2 separate regions of the Homo sapiens genome follow, and region 1 is linked to region 2. The links are chromatin contacts, found by Hi-C or POLR2A ChIA-PET in ENCODE. All regions are on one chromosome and are shown on one strand. Each heading gives the region's core, a stretch centred on a gene start or an enhancer-like site at or near the end of the contact. The rest is flanking DNA. Distances are from core to core; before and after follow the strand shown. Region 1 overlaps LOC105370003 (a long non-coding RNA gene). Region 2 overlaps LOC105370003 (a long non-coding RNA gene).

Evidence for each region. A loop is a pair of places that touch in the nucleus more often than their neighbours do. ChIA-PET counts read pairs that join two places held with the same protein, here RNA polymerase II (POLR2A). Pooled maps may share reads with other maps.
Region 1: a loop to region 2 is called in a map of heart right ventricle, with 7 times the contacts of the local background. The contact joins two enhancer-like sites. A Hi-C loop is called at or near these places in 9 of 168 maps with a recorded cell type or tissue (Right ventricle myocardium inferior, cardiac septum, dorsolateral prefrontal cortex and 2 more) and 9 of 50 pooled maps. POLR2A ChIA-PET finds 5 or more read pairs at or near these places in 2 of 52 experiments (BJ and GM10248).

What each region holds. Positions count from the first base shown.
Region 1 is chr12:115,596,812-115,602,937 of GRCh38, reverse strand. The region is part of intron 1 of LOC105370003 (a long non-coding RNA gene); the gene reads left to right. LOC105370002 (a long non-coding RNA gene) reads left to right here. Exons shown (of 6, transcript NR_188487.1): 3 at 1,093-1,283; 4 at 5,489-5,597. Among named protein-coding and RNA genes, the nearest start is that of LINC02463, 290 kb to the left of the region's middle. Within about 2 kb of position 3,921, at least 4 of the 41 ENCODE cell types and tissues checked have a DNase peak (open chromatin) inside an H3K27ac peak, as active enhancers do; they include heart right ventricle, where a contact is called at or near this core.
Region 2 is chr12:115,505,563-115,511,654 of GRCh38, reverse strand. It overlaps LOC105370003 (a long non-coding RNA gene), which reads left to right. Exons shown (of 4, transcript XR_945389.3): 2 at 3,241-3,387. Among named protein-coding and RNA genes, the nearest start is that of LINC02463, 380 kb to the left of the region's middle. RefSeq lists enhancers at 3,139-3,739, 3,740-4,339 and a silencer at 4,217-4,511. Within about 2 kb of position 3,499, at least 4 of the 41 ENCODE cell types and tissues checked have a DNase peak (open chromatin) inside an H3K27ac peak, as active enhancers do; they include heart right ventricle, where a contact is called at or near this core.

The DNA.
Region 1 (6,126 bases), core at 2,672-5,171, 91 kb before region 2:
TACAAAAAATTAGCCGGGTGTGGTGGTGGGCGCCTGTAATCCCAGCTACTCGGAGACAGAGGGAGGAGAATCACTTGAACCCGTGAAGCGGAGGCTGCAGTGAGCCGAGATTTCGCCACTGCACTCCAGCCTGGGCAACAAGAGAGAAACTCCATCTCAAAAAAAACAAAACAAAAAACCCTCTGGTGTTAACCAATATCATTGCTATAGACTTAGAAAATTTCAAAGCTAATGGCTGGAACTGGGTTGGAGTCTTGTTGCCTTTTCTTGTTGGGAATGATCTGGGATTAAAAAAAATTTTTGAGTTTTCATTATTTCCCTAATTAAGAAGAGTGTGTGTATGAAAGAGAAGGGGATGAGGGAAGGAGGGAGGGAGGAAGAGGGGGACAAAGAGGGAGAGAAACTTGGAAAAGCCTTCAAACCTCTCTGAATATCATTCCCTTGTCTATAAAATGAGGCAAATACTTCCAAGTATGGTTCCACCACAGGCGCTGGAGAGAGAATAAAATTAGAAAAGACAATATTTGCTGAAGGAGTTCTATATACCAAACCACTGCTTTCAAACACATTGTCTCTGTCTATCTTCACTACAACCACAACTCCATGGAATAGCTATTATTACCCCAAATGACATGATGAGGAAGCTGAGGCTTGCACAGGCACAGTAGCCTGCCCAAGGACAGGTAGTTGGAAAGTACAATTCATTTGTTAATTCACCAACTATTTATTTGGTACTGCGGAATTCACGTCTCTGTGTATTTTAACTTCTGTCCCCAAGCAAACATATGCAGACACCAAAATACCAGTTTGAGATAAGAGTGGGCTTGGCTTTCGCACGTGTGACTGTCTTGTTAGATTATTATTATTGGTTGTGGTAGTAGAAATAGTAATAGTATTTATGTCAAAGATAGAGGTAAGCAAATATCTCTTTGAGCTTGTTTTCAGTATTAAATTATACCACTATTACGCTATAAATAACCACTTCTATATATTGAGCACTGGCCTGGTATATGTTCTTGATCTATGAGCTTTACGTGGTCACCTCACTTCCATTCTAAGCAAATAAGTCACTCTTTTATCTCCATTTTACAGATGAGAAACTTGAAGGAGTCAGTCCACAATAATTTCTGGAGCATCTACTTTGTACTACCTGCTGTTCTAGGCACTGTGGTTTCACTGGTAACAAGGACAGAACTACTGTCCCCAAGGAGTTATGTTCTAATTGGTGGATGGGAGGACACAGATTAGGAACACAGAAACAAATGAGGTAACTTCTGTCACTGGTAAGTGCTTTAGAAGAAGAAATAGGGTCATTACATAGAGGATGATTGCTTTAGGAGGTCAGAAAGGGAGGTGTCTCTGTGGAGGTAACATTTAGTTCAAATTTGAATAACGAGAAAGAGGCAGAGACCAGCAAAGGCTGCACATGCAGAGGTCCCAGGGCGGGCACAGAATGGATAGAGGTGGATTAATGGGTTTATGTCCCACAAGCTGTTCTCTGCACTTGAACTCAGGGCTGTTCCCATAACCAATATTCTGAACCATCCTATTCTACTGCCTGCCTGGATACTCCATCAACTGGGGAAGGCTGCAGGTAAACTATGACTCTGCTGCGTATTTTCAGGGAAGAATTGTCCAGAGCTGTCATTTCCCAGGAAGCCAGCCAATCTCTTAGGAAAATGCCAAGGATGCTTGTCCCAAGAGAAAGTTGCAAAACCAAGCCTTAGATACCTGTAGCTCTTGGTTGGCCAAAGGGTAAAACTCCAATGAGAGCTCATGTTCGTGTCCACTGTAAAGCAAGTGAAGTTGTCTCATCCTGGGGTAGCTGTTAAATGTCATGCTTGCCCTCCCCAAGAAGTCCAAATATAAGCTGTGCATTTACTATGCTCTGGATTGGGGAAGAAGGGGTTCTAGTATGTATAAGTTGGTACTTCCCAAACTTCAGTGTGCTCCCAAATCTCCTGGGGAATCTTGTGAAAATGCAGATTCCCATTCAGTAGGTCTGGGGCAGTATCTGAGATTCTGCACTTCTAAAAAGTTTCCAGATGAGCTGAAGTCACTGCTCACGGAGCATACTTTGAGCAGCAAGACTATACAATGCTGAGTATTTCAGAACGAAGAAGAAAGATTACAAAGCAGTGATTGTACCAGCCACTGCTGATGGAATATTTATTAATCACCAGATGGCTTTTCATTTTGCCCTCCTGATATGGGTTGGGCATTGCCATTATCCCTGTTTTACAAGTGAGCCAACTGAGGCACTAAGAAGTTAAGTGCCTTGTCCAGTGTCACCAGATGGATGAGAGGTGGAGCTCAGGCTGTCTGCCTTCCAAGTGCACCTCACCGCCTATGTCTCTTAGGCCCCCCACTTTCCACCTGGAGGATAGAGTTTCCAAGTGGGTCAGAAGCTGCTCTCCAAAGCTGGTTGGATTTCACAACTGGATTAATAGACTCCATGCTGTCTCATTTGAACTAGGCACACACCCAAAGATTTTAGGTTCACCTGTCAGGTGCAAGTGTTTCAGCGTATTCATTGCCAAGACAGAGTTTCTATGCCTTATAAGGAAGCATCCAGCATTGCCTTTGGAAGGATTTTAGGTGTCAAAGGAATCCCACCTGCGGGAATCTTGACAGGCTCAGCTAACCCCATTTTCCAAAGACCTCAAAACCCAGTGGTCTGGATGAATGAGAATAAATGTTTTGGGGGCAACATGAACCTGACACGCTCCGCGTTAGGTTCCCACCATTGTGGAAAACAGGTCAGTGGAAAGCACCAGATAATAAGTAACTCCAAAAAGGGATGATGGGCTAAGTACAGACTTCTATTTCTCAGGGCATTTGGCAGGGACCCTAACCTAGACCTGGACTGGGGGTTGTTGAGGGGGTGTCATGGATAAAACAACGTGCTCCCTGCCCGGGACAGCAAGGACGTTTGACCCCACTACTTATCCTCCCTGCTTGATTCCATCAGCTGCAGCCTGTTCCAGGGTTTATTCAGCACTGGCAAAGAAAGCAATGCCATTTTCTCAAATAACAAAGTATCAGTAGAGGTTGCCCCCTCACTGAATCTCCCCGACGGCAGGCACGAGTTTCCAACCCAGAAAGACATAGATTCAGAGGCAACTCAGAAGTATCAAGGATTCCCCTCTCCTCCTCCCTCCGACAACCGCTGCCACCCCCACCCTAAGCCCTCCCCACCCTTCCTCCCTCCGCCCCGCCCTCCTCCCCCCGGGAGACTGGAGGAACTTGGCAAGCCATCTCGTCGCCAATCAATCTGTGGTGTAACAATTAGCACTTAGGCACCACTCATGCTAAACACACGCTTAGAAAACACTTATAAAAAAAAAAAAGGAAGAAGAGTCATCAGAGGTAGAAGCCAGGGCAGCACCGGTGGGGGGACGCCAGGGAGCGGAGCCAGGAGGAGGCCTGGGGAGGAAACAGATCAATGCGCTGTGGAATGGAAAGCATCTGATACCCTATTATTGACGAGGCCAAAGCACTTTGAGGCGTGTTTCCACCGTGAGCAATTAGTCTGCGAGACCGCAGGAGTTAAGCTAACACTGGTAGCCCCCCCATCTTCCAGTTGGATGACACTTTCATTGGGTAGCGAGCCCCCGCAGCAGTGGCGCCAGCCTGCAGCCGTAATGGGGCCCATCCGCGGAAGGCCGAATGCTCCAGTCTCCCAGAAGGCCCCCCTCGCGCCCCCCACCCCGCCCCAGCTCCCCCCACCCCACTCCCGGTAACAGAATCCAGTCGACACAGAGTGTCTGCGCGCCTGTGAGCTGCCTAAATTGATTGTAATGGTTTTATCACGCGCAGAAAGAGCTGGCTGTTTTCTCGCCTCTGCTGTCGGCTTTCATAAACGCCCAGGCAGGAGGAAGTGATTCCTCTTCGGGAGCACTGGATCAGATGAAAGGCAACTTTTGTTTGTTGGCGAGCAACTCGCAGCCTCCGCCACTGCCTGTCTCCAACCCTGCTCTAGGCATCTTCGCTGGCTGTGCACACAACAGAGACTCAGACAGCGTCCCCCGACTCACCCCACCCAACAAACAGCAGGGGGTGGGGGACTTGTTTCTGGAGCCAGTTCTGGGTTCATCTCTGGAGGCTTCAGTGTCTGGGGTAGGGAGTTTCAAGGACGGATTGGGTAGAGAGAAGAGTAAATGAAGATGGCAATGATGATCAACAATGATAACAATGAAGATGAGGATAGCTAGCTAGCATTTCTGAGTGTTTATCCCCAACCAGGCAGTGTGTTTAAGCACATCGTAGATATTTCTTGGAATTCTTACAGCGATCTTATGAGACATTATTTCCCCCGTTTTGTAGTTAGGGGAATTGAGGCATAAAGAGGCATGTGAAATGGTCATGGTTATCCAGGGAGCAATGAGAGGAGTGAGGGAAATTAGAGCCCAGTTCTGATTCCTAATCTGGTTCATTCTCTATGCGCCATATCGCTTCTTTAAATTTGGTAGGGCGAAAAGACATGCTGTCATAATACCTCAGGTACTGGGTATTCCCCAAGGATTGCGGAAATTTGAACCTTCGAATAATTTAGGCTTAAAAGAATCTAGACCCAGCCAAAAAAATTGAAAGCTAAATGAAACACCCTTTGGTCCAGCCCCGCTTAAATATTCGCCAAGTTCTTTTTCATCACCTGGTCTCTAATCTCTCTGTTCCCTCAGCCTGGAATTCCAAACTCTACCCTAGATATGCTTGTGAGAACGCCTACACAGTCTTCAAACGTAACCTCTTCCTGGAAGCCTCTTTCTTCCTATCCCTTGCACCCTGTCTAGACTTCTATGGCCCCAGCAACATTCCTTTCCATTGTGTTTCTTTATTACCTATCTTCCCATTAATGTTAACTCACTGCGTATTTGTTGAGCTCTTACAGTATGCCAGTCTCCATATTAGGCTGAAAGCTCATTGGGACATGTTTTATTCATCTTCACATCCACAGTGCCTGGCCCATAGTCTGACCCCAGCAAATGTCAGTTTCATGAATGATGACCAAGATCATGGGCTAGCCCCCTGTTTTTGCAAATAAAGTTTTATTGGAACACAGCCACACTCATTCATTTATGTATTCCATAGCTGCTTTCATGCTACAGTGGCACACTTGAGTAGCTGTGACAGAGACTGCACGTTCTGCAAGCCTGCAATTTTACTACCTAGCTCTTTACTAAAATGTTTTCTGATGACTGATCAAGGGGATGATCAGATAATTTTCCAAACTTTTCATTTTGTTTTCTGTATGTAGCTAGCATACTATTGTTGAATAGCTACCTGTGCAGTTTCTACCCTCTAGTAAATTGATTGGAGACATGCATCTCATTTTGATGTCTCCCTGTGCCTATAACCTTTGGTAGTGCCCTACACAGTTTGTGGCTTGAGCATGTGACCTGTTTTGGACAATGGGGTGGTAACAAACTCACTTCAGACACTGGAAACTGTGTTTTGTTTTGTCGTTTTTTTTTTTTTTTTCTGCTAGTCACCACCATGACAACACCCTCTACTGGAAAGGTATGAGTCATCCCAGCTGAGGACATCCTAAACCAGCCAGCCCCCAGCCAACCTATCCGCTGACCACAGATGCATGAGTAAGACAGCTGTACCTAGCCCACATCAGTAGAACTAGACAACTTGTCTCTAGACAACTAGACAACTAGACTCAAGTAAGATGGTTGTTGCTTTGAGCCACCAAGTTCTGGGTTAGTTTGTTACACAGCAGTAACTAACATATGTATACTTAACGGGTGTACAATTTATGACTCCAAACCAGGTGTTTTAATGAATCACCTGCAGAAATGACCCAGGCATGCACCATGAAAACAAGAATTCCTTTGTGTGTTTTGGAGGTGGGTGAAGATGGAGTGTAGTCTATTGTTTTATAATTTTTTATAACTTTTTTTTGAGATGCGGTCTTGCTACGTTGCTCAGGCTAGTCTCAAACTCCTGATCTCAAGCAATCCTCCTGCCTCAGCCTCTTGAGTAGCTGGGACTACAGGCATGCTGTGCCTGGCACATTTATCTGTTCTTCCTACTTTGGAAACACCTCTGTATTTGGGGAAAGTGGTCAGAATCATTTAAAGAAGGTGAAATGCCAGTCTGCAGTAACAGTTTTCTGGC
Region 2 (6,092 bases), core at 2,250-4,749:
TGAAGTACAGAGAACCCTGGGTGCTCACATTGGAAGCATGAGAGTGGGGAATTGGGCAATAATAAAGTAGGCAGGAGAAGTTGGGATTAATTCCATAAGGGAGGCCAGGCTTCAGAGGCAGAGGAAATGACGTTGCTTAAGCTGGGTTTTGAAGGATGAAGAGGAGCTCTCAGGAAGACAGGATAGGGGAAGGACTTTCCACACACAGGGAACAGCAAAGCAAAGGCATGGAGGCTTCAAAGAGTAAACCGAGTTTGTGGCAACTACAAATAATACAGGATTATTGGAGCAGAAAGTTCAAGAAACAATAAGACAGGAGCCCTGAACAATAAACAGGAGTCAGATCATGGAGGGCCTTTTAGACCAAACTGTGAAGTTTATTCTAAAGGTAATAGGGAGCCATAGAAAGACTGTGAGCAGGAAAGTGACGTGATCAGGTTTGTGTTTTGTCAAAAGCCCTCTGGCCACTGAGTAGATGACAACCTGGAAAGGTGAGACTACAGAGGTGAGTCTGGAAACCGCAAACCAGATGGCATGTGAGGTCAACCTTGGCTTCAGGACAACCTTGGTTCTGCAGTCAGAAATGTGGAGCGAGGGTCTCAGCCCTTTCTGTAAACTGTTGACTTCTTGCCTTGCTACTGGCTGGTGGCAGAGACTTGGGATAATTGTGTTTCAATTATTACCATTGCACATTAAAATATGCAACCATGAGTCAGGTGGTTAAAGCCATTGCTGGGTGGTTGACTAGAGGGTTAGGATTAGATTGGGGTTAAGAATTAGATCCATTACTCAATGTCTCCAATGCGCGATATGGCTTTGGGTGCACATGTGGGTGTGAGGCTACATATTTCTCCCTAGAGGTACGCCAAGAAGACACTGATCTCAAAGGTGAAAGCTAGCCTTCAGGGGTTTCCCAAACTGCCCCTTCAAAAGGAGATGGAAGCAGAGCTTATTGGTTAGGAGCATCCATTTGATGTTAAATAGATCCAACCTTTATCTTTTAGTAGTTGTGCAAATTACAGGACCCGTATCCTCTTTCTGAGCCTCAGTTTTCTTCATCCGTAAAATAAGCACAAATGTGGTGTGCAGTAAGTGCTCATTCAGTGTCTCCTGACATTTTTAGGTATTTGCAGGCTTAAAAATCAAGATGTCATTTTGGCCTTTCTTTGAATTTGTTTTTACTACAGTGTTTTCTTATGTCACCTCCACTTTTTTTCTTATCAAGCCTCATTCTCAAGCAAGTTATCAATGATGCCTAGGTATATTCCTGTTAACAGAGTAAAGTTTGAGGTGGGTTGGAGCCTTTTCTCCAAAGAAACAAAACCAATAGTGTGTGTGTGTGTGTGTGTGTGTGTGTACATTTATCTTAAGATTTTAACAAGGAACTGGCTCACATAATCATGGGGGCTGGCAAGTCCATAATCTGGAGGGCAGGCTGGAAGGTTAGAAACTCGAGTAGAAGTTAAGCTTGTAGAAGAATTTGGTAGAAAGGAATTTGGAATTTTAAAAAGGAACTAGGAGCCTTGAACCAGCACCATAACCCCATCAAACAGAAACATGTCCTTATGTGCACTAAGAGTTGTACTCAGAATGTTCTCAGCAGCAAACAACTTGAAACAGTTTAAATACCCACACAGCATAATGGATACATGAATTACTATGTATTTTCACAGTAGAATACTGTCTGGTGGTGAAATATGAAATGCTGCTACATGCAAACACATGGATAAATCCCACAGACACAGTATGGAGAAAAAAACGCAGACACAGAGGAGTACAGCTCTATGATTCTGTATATTTAAAGTTATAATGGTAAAAACTAGATTATAGGGAAGTAGTCAGTATATTCACCTCTCTTGGTAATTGCACCCTGATTTTCCCTCAGGATACCATTCATTCCCTCACTTCTAGTCTTTGACTTCCAAAGGGAAGGGACCTACTTCTTGTCCCAGTTTGGTCAATCAGCAAATTTCATCTCCTGGACCTCAGGAATAGATGCAGGGTCATGAGACTCAAGGCAGTCCAATGGCAACCAACAATGCTAGAATTCTGGCTGGAAATAATAGGAAAGAAGAACTCTTTTTTTTTTTTTCCCACTGGGATTGCAGAGCTGGTAGAATATCTGTTGGGAACTGCTGGTGGACATCTTGCCACCATGAGATGCACCTACTTAAGAATTAAGCCAATACAAGCAGGCCTGAGAGATGGCTTCAGCTAGTCTGAGTTGATTTCCCTACTCAGGGACAAGGACATGTCTGTCTGTTCTAAACCACATCAACACCTGGGTGTGTGACAGCAAAGGAGTGAGGATGCTGGGATCAAGGAGTGATGAGGATTCACTCTACATTTCCTGCCATTGCCATTTTTCCTGGCTGGTAAGGACTCCAGTAAAAAAGACCTGAACTCACCAGGTGCCACAGGACATTAGGAAGTGCATCTCCTTCTCCTACCCACTTTGTCTCCCAGATCTCAGTTTTTCCTTCCATAAAATGGGTATGCTTGGGCAGTGCAGCCATTCTGGTTGGGCAGCATGTTAATTTCTGTTCGTTACTTCCCTATGTCTGCTCCTGGCCTTACTGAAAACTTCAATGTCTTAATAGTAAAATAATCGGTAACGTGTTGGGCACTCGATATGCACAAAGCACATGCTAAGTGCTTTATCAGGGTTGTTACCCCCTTGAACCCTCAGGGCACTCACCCCGCAAGGAAGACGCTGTCCCTATCTCCCCTTTGCATATGGGGGCAGTAGCCAGGGAAGAAGGACACGTGGGCCAAGTTTCGTGGACTGCCACACACAGGTGAGCCAGGACTAGATTTTTCATGAGATCTTGCTTCCAATTCGGTATAGCCTTCCAGTTTCCAAGCGGCTTTTATCTCCTCATTAATTCTCACCTGATTTCTGGAACTGATTTCTTATTCCCATTTGCTAGATATAAATATGAAGTTTCAGCAAGGGGCAGGGAACTTGCCCAAAGCCACACAGAGCTGCTGCTGCTGCTATTTATGATAATAATGATTGACATCCTATAAGAAGCCCTCAGTTAGGTCCCAGTTACATGCAGCTTAGGAGAGGGAGGTATGATTATTATCTCCACTTTACAGCTGAAGGTACTGAAGTTTAGAGAATGACGTCACTAAACCCAAGTTACTTGGCTGATTTTGATGGAGTTAGAATTGGAACCCAGGCAGCTGGGTGTCCCAGCCCACTCTCTTAAACACGGTCATATGTTCTCTTTCCAGAAACAGATCTGAAGCCAATCCCTGAGCCTCCTGGGCCATACACTGTCCCACTATTTCAAAAGAAACTCAGTGACGAGAGGGCAGAGGGAGAATATGTCCAGCATCTCAGCCTCATTGTTTTCCACTTGGCAGCCCCCTCCAGTTCAGGTAAATAGAAGAGATTCCGTCATTGTTTGTCCCTGGTCCTAATGACTTTCGTCTTTGTGTCTTCGGAGCCAGACCTCACCCCTGGGAAGCTGGCCTGGGGCCTGAGAGGCACCAGCCGCCTCTGTGAACAATGGTCTTTGTTCTTCACACTTTCCCTATCAAAGCCTCACAGCAGGGATGGCCTTCAGAGGCGATGGGCGATGTGATAATTCCTGTGCCAGGGCTGAGGAGGGGGGCAGGAAAGGAGGGGTCAGGTCCAACTTTGACCCAGTTAGTTACTCTGGGGTCTGCGGTCCTGCCCTGGTAAGAATAAACTCTTAGCAGAGGCTATGAATAGCTTGGGCTTATTAACTCATCTTGTCTTCTGTGAATTGTTCTCCTGTTATCTTCTGGGAGTAGCAAGTCTGGAAATGATGTTGGTGGACAGGGAATATTAATAACAATAATAATAATTGATGATGATGATGACGATGATGATGCCTGGCTATATTTATTGTGCTCTTACCATGTTCTGGGCATTCTGCTAAGAATGATATATACATTTACATTTACATTTACAATGCATTACGTTTACATTACATTTACATTTAAACCTAACTGCAACCTTGGAAGGCGAAAACTGTTACGTCAGTTACTTTGCATTCTCATTGTAATTCTCCATATTTTTCAGATGAAGAAAATAAGGCTCAGCCGGGAGCAGATAAGGTGCCCCAGGTCACAGAACTGGGCCTTGAACCCAGGTCTGTATGGCTTCAAAAGCCAGTCCTCTTAACCACTGGGTTCAGATGGCTCTTTGTAACAATGAGCAGCATGAGAAATGGACAGAGGAGGTGAACTGGGGGCAGGCACACTAGAGTGCTCCCAGTAAGTTGAGTCATGTGACCTTGGGCTGGTGCCTGTAATCGCTAAGCCTCTTTGTCCTCATCTGTAAAATAGGATAGGTCATCTTAATGCTTGCAATCTCATCCATCTGCCTGCAGGAGATAGAATCTGCCCTAGATGGTTCAAACTATGAGAGTTTAATTAAGGGACTACTTACAGCGGGGTGGACAGGGTTAATCACATGAACATGAGGTGCTGAGGCATCAGGAGTCTAGCAACAGTGGAGAGCTGTTCACATCCATAAGCTGAAGTAGGAAGAAAAGAAGAAGGGTTTCAGGAGCCCAGGCAGGGCCGGGGTCATGGTGGATGAGTCACCTGGCACAGGTCAGGGACGGACACACCCCTCCAGAAATGTGGTTCTGAATTAGGGAGGAAACAAGGAAGAAACACCTGGCTTTTCTCCTTCTTCCCTTTGATCTCCTGCCAGTGCTTCCTATTAGATGACCCCAGCTAGAAGCAGATCACAGAGGTGCTAGGAGGTGTCATCCACAGGGGTCAGCTTCAGGGGCACGGGACAGAGAAGGGTAGAGAATAGGGGGAGCTGGCAAATGGAGACTAACTGCAGGCCCATCTTCTAGGGGTCCTTGTGCAAAGGGAATAGGGCTTTTTTATGGAAAGCATCTGGTCTGCAAGAGGCACACAATAAATGAGTTCTGTGACTGGAAAGGGGTCCTGATCCAGACCCCAAGAGAGGGTTCTTGGATCTCGTGCAACAAAGAATTTGAGGCAAGTCCATAGAGTAAAGAAAGTGAAAGCAAGTGTATTGAGAAAGTAAAGGAATAAAAGAATGGCTACTCCATAGACAGAGCAGCCCCAAGGGCTGCTGGCTATCCATTTTTATGGTTATTTCTTGATGATATGCTAAACAAGGAGTGGATTATTCATGCATCCCCTTTTTAGGCCATACAGGGTAACTTCCTGATGTTGCCATGGCATTCGTAAACTGTCATGGCGCTGATGGGAGTGTAGCGGTGGGGACGACCAGAGGTCACTCTCGTCACCATCTTGGTTTTGATGGGTTTTGGCCAGCTCCTTTAATGCAACCTGTTTTATCAGCAAGGTCTTTATGACCTGTATCTTGTGCTGACCTCTCATCTCATTCTGTGACTTAGAATGTCTAACCTTCTGGGAATGCAGCATAGTAAGGTCTTAGCCTTATTTTACCCAGCCCCTATTGAAGATGGAGTTGCTGTTGTTTAAACGCCTCTGGCAGCTCTATTTTGCAAAGTGTGTACTCAGTGCCAGACACAGGGCGAAGCCCTGGAAATCCTTGTTGGTATACAGTGGTGTCATCTTTTCACAAGAGGCAAAACGGCATCCCCACAGAGGTGGCAGATGCTGGAGCCAGAGAGCCTGAATCCAGGCCCTGCTCTTCTGCTGCCCAGTTTTATGACCCCAGGAAATTCATTTATTCTTGTGCCTCAGTTTCTTCATCTGCAACAACAGTACTACCTACACTTCACAGGGATTGGGAGAGGATCGAATGAGTTAAAACATGTGATGCTCTTACCCAGTGCCTGGCCCCTTGTCAGTCCTCAGTAAATGCTGGCTATGATATTTCAAGATGCTTACATTCAAGAAGGGCTGTCAGACAAATCAACTAAGTGCAAAGTCTGATGTGTTTTCGCAGCGTAAGGAGTAGGTATTGATTGGGGAGCACAGACAGGAAGCCTGTTTCGATCAAGTAAGACCTCTCTGAGGAGGTGATGTTTAAGCTGAGACCTGCTGGATGAGTGAGAAGCTTCCAGGCCCAGAGAAGAGTGGTCTGGGCAGCAGAAAGAGCAGGTGCAAAGGCCCCGAGGCAGAAACAATTTGGGATGTTC